2 separate regions of the Homo sapiens genome follow, and region 1 is linked to region 2. A link is an interaction called in ENCODE POLR2A ChIA-PET data of the cell type or tissue named here. Cell type or tissue: OCI-LY7. All regions are shown on one strand. Each heading gives the region's core, and the rest is flanking DNA. Links, peaks and the distances in the headings are about the cores only. Region 1 overlaps CCDC50 (coiled-coil domain containing 50). Region 2 overlaps UTS2B (urotensin 2B).

Region 1 (5,384 bases), core at 156-5,155, 66 kb after region 2:
AGGTTTAAGGACATGTTGATGATGGTGTGAATTTTAACATTTTTTAGCTGTTATGACCTTGGGCCAGTTAGTCAACTTCTCTGAATTTATTTTCCTTACCCATAACATGCGGATAATAATCTCTGTCCCCTCTGCCTCATAGTTTCTTTGGGGGATCCAGTGAAATAGTGGACATCAAATAACTTTATGGGTTGTATTGGTTCCTTTACTATGTTCTAGCTGTGTTTGCCGCTCTTACTTTCCTTGCTTTTCAGTACATAGCAGAATGTTCTGAAAAGCTCTGAAGTGTAGACTCAGTTTTTTTCATAACTTCAGTGTCTGACAAAAGTTCTCTCTAGTAGCCTCCTTTAACACACAGATAAACGGAAATGATTATTTCTCAGGTTTCTTTTGGCACAGTGACTTTTATTCTGTTTCAGTGTTATAAAGCTCCCAGGATACATTTCTTCTTTGAGAGTGGCTCTTACATCCTAAATCTTTAATGTGGGTAGATTTAACCACAGATACTGTGTTGAGGAGGAAGGGGTAAAGGAAAAATGGAAGGAACCCCTTAATTTACTTCAGTGTCATATTCAGGTAAAAAGGAAAGCCAGTCATTTTTGCTAACTTATAGGAAGGGTTTGTCTTTCTGTTTATTATTTGTAGAGAGGACTTTATTAATCATTTTGTTAAGCTTCCCTTATTTTGTAAATAAACACTTTTATTGATTCATGCTAAATCTGGCACCATGAAAGGAGACCAGAGATATGAATAAGACAGCTGTTGCCTTTAAGGGCCTCAGGAAAACACCTTGAGCATTGTGTATCTAGAGATACGTGCATGAGTCACAGAGAATTGAAATGTAAATTTCAGGCCTATTTAGAGAGAAGAGACTGGGAAAAGCTTCACAAGACGATGTGTTTAATCTGAAACTTGAAGGTTAATTAGAAGTTTATAGTGATGGGGAAAACCATTCTAGCCAGAAGGAGCAGCATGCATAAGGGCAGGAGGTAAGAGGACTTGGAATCAATCTCACGTTAGCTGCAAGAAGTTCAGTGTTGCTGGAGTGGAGAGTGTATTTACAGGCAGAAGTAGGAAGTGAGGCCAGGAAAGTAGTCAAAAGCTGGATCAAAAGGGTCACGATAAGTTATGTTAAAGATTTCAGGTTTTGTAGATTTTAAATTATAAGGAATGGAGAACCTTTGAAGTAGTTTCAGATTTTCATTTTGGGATCTATTCTGTAGACTAGGTGGGTAAAGGCTTGGAGTGGGCAAGATTTGAAGGCAGCTGTTGAGCAATGGTCAAATTAAGAGATGGTGAGGCTTGAATGAGGACAGTGGTGACAGAGAGGAAGGAGATGATGAGGCCTAAATTGAAGGTCATGGTAATGGAGATGTAAAGAGGAGGAGAGATATTTGAGATGTTATGAGGCTCAGTGTCACAGGTTAAGGTGAGAACCAAAGCTAGAATGTTCTAGAGTTCTAAATTCATTGCCCTTTACATTATTCACAATTCTCTGTTAGAAAGGCCAGTTCTGAGGTTGATGCAGATGTTTAAAATCCTGAATTAGGTTAATAACAGTATAATGAGCTTTTTCAGAAATTATCAAGACAAACCACTCAAATATAAATCAGGAGTAGAGAGTGATATTTTATAGGTCCTAAAGGAGAGAAGAACCGGGTATTATATTTCTGCCTGAGACTTCAAGGTTTTGAAATTGTTCCTGGATGAAATAAGTAAGCTAGAAGGGAAGTCTTTCAGTTCACTCCCTGGCAATTTTAATAGCTGTACATCTTGGGAAGGATGAAATGCTGCAGTTTTCATTGAACTGGAACCTTTTATTCAGTCTGGATACCCGGGCTGCCGTAAGTCAGGATTACCGCTTGTTTACTACTGCTTTCTCAGTTTCGCTTTCCCAGGAGTCTGTATAATTAGCTGACTGAACCAGAGATGGTACTTCTTGGAAATATGGTTTGAAATCATTAAACTCAGATGAAGCTTCACTTATTTATTTTCTGTACCAGGAGATACATCTTCTGTGTCACTTGTGACCTTTAACACTTCATTTGGGTTTGCCTTCTCTACGGTGCTTCTACTTTCTTCCCACTTATTATCACATCCAATGTAGTTATTAGTCAATTAATTCTATACAGATTTTACATTAATTTGGGAGGTTCAGGTAGAGGCTTGAATGAAGACAGAGGCTTTTGAAAACTAAGTCCGTGATTTTGTGTATGATTCTTAATTATTACAATGAGTGAAGGAAAAGAAGAAATATAAATAGCAATTGGTCTGAGTAGATTTTTGTTTATTTTCATTTCTTTGGTTTGAATAGATAAGAATACTATGATATTAGACCTGTAATGTGAAGTTACTAAGTGTACACTTTTTTATAGCTTATAACATGGCATGACAGAGAATGATTTGTGGTTATTAGTGGTAGAGGCAGGACCGTCAAACAGGCCCCAGTGGGGTGAAGTGATAGGTGGTATAGAAGAGGTGTGGAGTTTTCCATTGTTGGGTGTGATGATCAGATTCCAGTTCTACCACATATTTTCGTTGTGATCTTGAGAAAATGATGCAACTTCCCTGGACCTTAGTTTTCTCATCTGTAAATGTGACCGTGTCAGCCTCTTTGCATCTTTATCTTGAAGATAAAGTGAGAAAAATAATGTACTTCTCATATAGTGAGTATTCAATAAATTGTATTTATTACTTTTAGGAAATACATTATTTTTTATTTTCCTTATTCATGTTTTCACCTTTGCTTTTTAGTGAACAACAAGACTGTGAAATTGCTCAGGAAATTCAGGAGAAGCTGGCTATTGAGGCAGAGAGACGACGCATTCAGGAGAAGAAGGATGAGGTATAACTTAGTTACTGCCCCTCTCCCTCATGGAGAAAGGGGTGCTCAGCTTTAGAGCAAAAACTTTCTGTAGGTCACGGGCTCAATGAAGGGTTTCTGAATGGGAAGCAGAATGCCTCTTATTTGGGCTGCATTTTCCTCTGTGGACCATGATTTATAGCCTCTTGATTATGTAAATGGTAAAAGTCTTGAGAGATAATGGATAATTTCACATATGATGTGAGTTAGTTTCCTATGACTGCCGTTACAAATTACTCTGCAAACTTGGCTTAACAGAAATTTATTGTCTTAGAGTTCTGGAGGCTAGAAGTCTAAAATCTGAAGTGTTGGCAGGGTCACGCTACCTCTTGGGAAGGATCCTTCCTTGCCTCTTCCTAGCTCCTGACTCCTGGCAATCTTTGGCATTCCTTGGCTTGTATCTGCATCACTTCAGTCTCTGCCTCCATTGTCACATGGCTTTATTCTCTGTCTGTATCTTTGTGTCTTCTTGTCTTCCTGCAAGGACATCAGTCATTGAATTGAGGACTCACCCTAATCCAGTATGACCTCAGCTTAACTAATTACATCTGCAAAGACTGTTTCCAAATAAGGTCACATTTTGAGGTTTGGATAGAAATGAATTTAGAGAGGGCACACTATTCAGCTTACTACAAGGTGTCTGTCCCTGGGTTGTTCTTGCAGCATTAGAGAGAGCAGACTTTTGAGTGGGGCCTGCACAGGAGCCAGGGAGTAGTCCTTGGGAGAGGCCAGGAGCAGGCATTGCTCTCGTTCTTTCTCTTTTTCTTAAAGGTTTCCCTTTCCTCTGATCTGTTGGTTAAAAAAAACTAATCAGTTTGATTCTGTATATATTTTTAAGTCATAGTGTTTTTAAGGCTGAAAATGACTAAAATTACTAATAGTGTTTGGTTTGTGAGAAGACTTGAATTTACCATCAGCTATTATTTCCTTTTGTGTTATTATTTTCAGCCCTTTTTTTAAATTATTTTTTGACAGTGTTTTGCTCCATCACCCAGGGTGGAGTGCAGTGGTGTGATCTTACTGCAATCTCCGCCTCCCAGGCTTAAGTGATCCTCTCTGCCTCTTGAGTAGCTGGGACTACAGGCACACGCGCCCACACTTGGCTAATATTTAAACATTTTTTTTTTTGTAGAGACGAGGTCTCACTATGTTGCCCAGGCTGGTTTCAAACTCCTGTGCTCAAGCTGTCTTCCTGCCTCAGCCTCCCAAAGCACTGGAATTACTGGCATGAGCCCCTGTGCCCAGCTTAGTTTCAGCACTTCTTATGAACAATTTATTTCATTTTACATCATTTCTATGCTACCCTGCTTTCACACCTGTTATGCTGTACTTGGTCACTGTCTTGATTTATAATAGAGAAGCAAATGATTTATTATTTTTAATAGTTGGATAACAATATGGTTTGTTAAGCACCCAGAAACACTTTCGAGGGTTATAAGCATGGTGTTAATTACATAAACTGAAACTACACTGGGCAAACTGGCACTTATGATCATCATGTTAAATAGATATGATCAGGGTCATCAGTAAACAGCCTACATACACTGCTACTCCTACTGAGCCACTCTTGTTCCTGTAAGACTTCTGTTCAATGCCAGATGAATGTGAAACACCTGGTATGAGAGTATTGAGTTGTTTCTTCAAGAAACAAATCATGATCATGTGATAATCAGAGCTGCAAGTAAAAATTAGGGATTATTTTTGATACTTCCTGTAATACACAGGAGGCGCTTTCTTAGTATTTAATGTGTTGCCTCTTTATAGTGAAGACTTTGCTTTGGGGATGACACTGGGAACTAAAAGAAGTGATTATATTTTGTAGACAGGAAAGCTTCTATTTAAAAAATACCAGAGTAGTGAAGTTGGCTTCTTATAAATGCTACTGCTGTCCTGTGGGGTTTTTTTTTTTTCTCCGTTTAGAGAAAAACAGGATAGAAAGAGAAAATAAAACACTTTATTTTAATTATGTAGAATCTAAATAGTAATCATAGTAAGTAATCTCATGGTAATACTATATAAAATTAGCAGTTTAGTGATTAACTCCATTTTTCGGATGTAGAAATTAAGTATTAAAGAAGTAAGTGACTGATTCCAAGTTATAAAATGCTAGAGAAATGTCTGTACAATTCAGGTCTCCTGACTGCTTCTGACTTAGACATACTGTGGTATACATGAAACATGTGGACTTTGGAGTTACACTCACCTGGGTTTGAATTTTAGCTCATTAACTATTTAGCTTGGTGATTTTCAGCACCGCCCTTAACCACGCAGAACCTCAGGTTCCGAAATGGGTTGAGTCATAGTAGTTGTGCATACCCTAAAGGGCTGTTGTGAGGTAAATGAGATCAGGTACTTGGGGCACCTGGTACATGTTAAATTTATAATTGCCCTTTCCTTGATTTCTGTTATAGAGAGATATGTGCTGCCTAGGGCAAAATTAAACAGGCTTAAGTGTGTTTCAGTATGGTGTGATTTGAGAGGTCCTCAAGCGTTTACACACGTGTCATTACAGGTCTCCCAC
Region 2 (5,384 bases), core at 290-5,289:
AGGTCTTTAATTTCTTTCAATGTTGTTTTGTAATTTTCAGTGAACAAGTCTTATGCTTCTTTGGTTCAATTTACTCCTAAATATGTTATATTTTTGATGCTATTTCAAGTGGAATTACTTTCTTAATTTTATTTTTTGCGTTGTTCTTTGCTAGGACATGAAATTGTCCTATAATTGATTTTTGCATATTGATCTTTGTATTGATTGATTTTGTATAATTGATTTTTGCATATTGATCTTATATTTTGCAATCTTGCTGAACCCATTTATTAGCTCTGTTTATTTATTTTTTCATAGATTCCTTAGGATTTTGTACATAGAAGATCATGTCAACAAATAGAGACAGTTTTACTCTTTCCTTTTCAATTTGGGTATCTTTTATTTCTTTTTCCTACCTAATTGTCCTGGTTAGAACCTCCAGTACAATGTTGAATAAAAGTGGTGAAAGTGGACCTCTTTGTCTTTTTCTTGAGCTTAGAGGGTAAAGCTTTCAACTTTTACTGTTAAGGATGATGTTAATTCTGGATTTTTTTGTAGCTGCCCTTTACCAGATTGAGGAAGTTCCCTTCAGTTTCTAGTTTGTTGAGTGTTTTTATTATGAAATGCTATTACATTTTGTCAAATGCCTTTTCCCCTCTATTGAGACGACTATAGAATAAAATTCCCCCAGGAGGCAGAAGGTGCAGTGAGCAGGTATCGCACACTGCGCTCCAGCCTGGGCAACAGAGAAAGACCTCGTCTTAAAAAAAAAAAGAATAAAGTTCTCATCCTTTATTCTGTTAATATGTTGTATAACATTGATTAATTTTTGTTTGTTAAATAAACCTTGTATTCCAGGATAAATCTTATTTGGTGATGTTGTGTGTTACTTTTTATATGTTGCTGGACTGTTTACTAGTATTTTATTAGCAACTTTTGCATCTATATTTATAAGAGATGCTCTGTAGTTTTATTTTATATATGTCATTGTCCAGTTTTGATATCAGGGCAATACTGGCCTTGTAGAATGAATTGAAAATGGTCTCTTCTCTTTTAAGTTTTTGAAGAGTTTGTAAAGGATTAGTGTTAATTCTTCCTTAAACATCTGGTAGAATTCAATAGTGAATTCATCTGTTGTTTTATTGTGGGAAGTTATCTTGAAATACTGATTCAACCTTTTTACTTCTATAGATCAATTCTATTTCTTCTTAATTTGGATTTGCTAATTTTTGTCTTTCTAAGAATTTATCCATTCCATATAGGTTTCTAATTGTTGGCATTCAATTATTCATAATATTCCTTTGTAACTATTTTGTCTCTGTAAAGTTGGCAGTAATATCCCCAAACTTGAAATTTGATTATATTTTTTAAATCTGTAAATATTCTGTCTCATCTTTATTAAGAAGAGCCATGAGATATACAGACATTTCATCCAGAAGGGGCTTTGATCTAGTGGATGAGCATGGCAGCAGGAATTTTCAAACATAAACATGCTATAATGTGGAAGTTTAGTCTATTTTCAAGCAGTATCTTCAATAGTGGTTGAGAACATGAAAGATGCCTAAGTAGAAGTGAGGGCCTGGTGCAGTGGCTCACGCCTGTAATCCCAGCACTTTGAGAAGCCGGGGGTGGGGGAGTCGGGGCGGATCTCCTGAGGTCAGGAGTTCAAGACCAGCCTGACCAACATGGAGAAACCCTGTCTCTACTAAAAATACAAAATTAGCCGGGCGTGGTGACACACGCCTGTAATCCCAGCTACTCGGGTGGCTGAGGCTGGAGAATCGCTTGAACCTGGGAGGGGGAGGTTGCGGTGAGCCAAGATCGCGCCATTGCACTCCAGCCTGGGCAACAGGAATGAAAACCCATCTCAAAAAAACAAAAACAAAAACAAACAAACAAACAAACAAAGTGAGTAGGGGATTTTGGTCCAGCCTGAGGATTTCAAGTCAAGGATTAGACATACCGTTCTACCCTTGTATCACATGATGGAAAATAAAACATTATTTAGAATCATTACCTAAGGGGAAACCACTGAGCAAGGATTCAACTGAAATATAAAGGCCCTGGTAATAGGAAGAGAGCAAAAACTGGATTCAAACTCCAGGGTCTATTAGAAGACGCAAATTTAAATTAGCAGTGCCTTTGTAAGAAAAAAAACTCTCTAAGCCTAAGCATGTTGTAAGCAGCAGGAAACCAGACTCTCAGAATTAAGACCAGAGAAAAAAACTGTCAAGAAAATGATTTGTGACTCCATTTAAAGGGTGGACTCCTTGGCCAACAGGAGCTATGAGCTATGATAAATGTCCATGTTGTCACTTACTTTCTTCAGCTTCCAGGGTGATGGTAGTTCTAGAAAAGGTCCATCCTATCAAGGATCAGGGTCTCTTATATGTATTCTTCCAATCTTCTCAGGAGCTTTTATATTATCAATTCCTTTTATAGCTTGCATCTTTAATCTCTCTCTCTACATAATTTTCCCAAGTATCACTAAAAAAAAAAAAAATCTTGACCAGGCATGGTGGCTCATTTCTGTAATCCTAGCCCTTTGGGAGGCAGAGGCTGGTGGATCACCTAAGGCCAGTAGTTCGAGACCAGCCTGAACAACATGGTAAAATCCCATCTCTACTAAAAATACAAAAACAGTAGCCGGGCATGTTGGCAGGCGCCTGTAGTCCCAGCTACTCAGGAGGCTTAGTTATAAGAATCGCTTGATCCTGGGAGATTGAGCTTCCAGTGAGCTGAGATCGCGCCACTGCACTCCAGCCTGGGTGACAGAGTAAGACTCCGTCTTAAACAACAACAACAACAACAACAAACTTTTTGTCTTCCATCTTAAAACAAAACAAAACACCAAATAAGTTTTATTAGGACACTCATATAATCTTCTACCTACTATGTCTAGTCTTTCCATCCCATTCAGGCCAAACTTCCTAAAATAATTTTCTGCCTCTAATACTTTTCACATGTTTACTCTTCAATCCCTTTGAATCTCACTTTCATCTTTCCCTTCACTGAAATACTAAAATAGCCCTTTCTAAAAATCTTATTGCTGCTAAATCCAATAAGCACTTGTCTGTCCTCATTTTCCTGGGTATCTCTGCAGTGTCTCCATTGCTGACAACGACCTGCTCCTTGGAAAACTCCCTAGTTTTCTTTTTTTCTCCTACTTTCCTGGTTATACTTTTTCGGCTTCTTTTAGCATTTCCTCTTTCTCTGACCTTTAAAAGATGAACTTTCTCAGGGTTTGATTCTAGATTTTCTTTTATTATCATGCTTTGATATATTCCTAGTAGATACATGGGTTTAATTACCTTCTACATGTCAGTGACTCCAAAAGTTATACCTCTCTCCCCACCTCTTTTGTACCACACCTGTGCATCCAAAGACACTTTCCCACCTGGTTTTCTTACAAGGCTTCTCAACCATGTCACAAACTGAACTACTCATCTTTACCCTAATGTATCATTTATTTTTCAGTATTCACTGTCTTAGAAAATGGCATGACCATTTACCCAGTAATTCATTGAAGAAACTCTTTCCTCTCTGTTGCGTCTTCTTTTCCAATCAATCACAAAGTCATCAATTAAGTCTCTTAAATACTTCTCAAACCTTTCACTCCTTCTATCTTACTTGCTCCCTAGATCAAGAAAGCATCATCTTAAACACCTGCACTGCTGAAATACCCTCAATAAGAAGTCTCATGTTCACTGTTTCTCCCCTTCATTCTCCAAAAGCTGTTAATCTTTTGGAAATGTAATTATCAGTCTGTAATACTACCATTTAAAATCCTTCAACTGTTTTCCATTACCCATAGATAAATATTGCGAGTCATAACATGATCTAGAAAATCCTACATTACCCGCCTTCACCCACCTCTCAATCTCATCTGTATCTGTCTTCCCCTTTTCACAATTCAACCACAAATACCCTTCTTTCAGTTCTTCAAAAATGTCAAGCAACTTTCTGCCACAAGGACTTTGCACCTGCAGGGAGGCATACTCCCCTTCCCCAACTTACACACACTCACACACACACATACACACACATACACACATACTCCATTTTAAGCCTCAATTAAAGTTGTGGCTTCTTCAACAAAATCTCCCCTGATTTCTCCAGATTAAGCAGGTCATCCTGTCAGAGCCTTTCACTCCACTGTGTACATTTCCTCAACAGCTCATATCTCAACCGTAAATCAATTACTCTATGTTTTTGTACAGTGTTTCTCTCCATTGCACTACAAGCTTCAATATGCCACTGTGTATATTTACCTTGTTCATGACTGTGAACATACGGTTACTATCTCCAGTAACCACAATTCCTGGCCCATAATTGTTTGCCCAGAAATATCTAATAATTAAACAAATGAATAAAGAAATAGAGTAAGAGAACACTTGTGGTTCTGTTTGTGCTTCCATGTCTCTCCTTATAAAATTATTTCAAACCCCACCTGCTGGAGGGAAGTCTGATTATTTTACACACAAAATAGGTCTTTCTTAAGGAAAGCGGGAGGCTGAGTGTCTCCAAAATTAGGCAGGCCTGGGAATTTCAAATCCAGAATCTCATTGCCTAGAGGAAAAGATAGCAAGAGAAATCCAAGGCTGGCATATTTAGCTGGTTTTCTCCTAAATGGAGGAAATAACTGGCATTGAGCAAGTGAGGTAGAGAGGAATCAAACATGACTGTGGTTATTTGATAGGCAAATTAACTAAAAACAGATGAACACCTCAATGCATTCATAGAACAGGCAATAAACTGTAATGATGCTTATTGCGCTTGGGAAACAATGTCAACATCTGTGAGAAAGAAAAAAAAACCTTTTCTTTAAATGAGAATCTCTTCAAATGAAGAGCCTTCCTATAACTTCTGTGCCTTTTCTCCTTGTGTGTGTCTTTTGGATTTGAACTGTGGATTATCCTAAAAGTTTTGTCCCTGAGGGGTATCTGACTCATAGAGTAATATTAATACTTCTGTCCTTGGCCACTTTCTTAACTTTATTCTTATTAGGAACTAATTTCTTGAGTCTCATCTGCTCTTCTCTCACACTCATTTCAGCTTTTTCTTTTCTTTTACCCTGATAGCTGGTTTAGACCTTTCCTCACTGTTCAGTAGAGAGAGGAGAATGCTTTCAAGAGACCATTTCTTTGTTCACACAATTCCCCTTGTCTAGAAGATCTTTATACTTCATTTAGCCTACCTGGTAAACTCATTATTTTAAAAATGTGAGATCCAAGGTCATATTTTCCAAAAATAATTCCTTGATTCTCTTTTTAGGACAAAATTAATTGCCTCTTCTTTCATATTCTTGTAGCATAATATAATGTGTTATTTTACCTGTTGCAATATATTTGTTAGTAATTAAGTCAAAGTGTAGGTCTCCCTCTAAATTCTGGGTGGCCTGAGGA

Evidence for each region. Peaks named below come from ENCODE experiments on the same cell type or tissue, not always from the same donor. Only the 100,000 strongest peaks of a DNase experiment are listed, where the experiment ranks them.
Region 1: POLR2A ChIA-PET joins it to region 2 with 7 read pairs; 4 of 35 experiments call an interaction of 5 or more read pairs at or near these places.

Annotation. Positions count from the first base shown.
Region 1 is chr3:191,358,315-191,363,698 of GRCh38, forward strand. CCDC50 (coiled-coil domain containing 50) reads left to right here. Exons shown (of 12, transcript NM_178335.3): 4 at 2,755-2,845. Among named protein-coding and RNA genes, the nearest start is that of UTS2B, 30 kb to the left of the region's middle. In OCI-LY7, for the core only: no CTCF peak of the experiment used is centred there; no DNase peak of the experiment used is centred there.
Region 2 is chr3:191,292,261-191,297,644 of GRCh38, forward strand. All of the region lies in intron 4 of UTS2B (urotensin 2B), which reads right to left. Among named protein-coding and RNA genes, the nearest start is that of CCDC50, 34 kb to the right of the region's middle. In OCI-LY7, for the core only: a CTCF peak has its summit at 4,408; DNase peaks (open chromatin) are centred at 2,218, 3,371, 3,971 and 4,651; H3K4me3 peaks cover 2,509 bases; H3K27ac peaks cover 3,449 bases.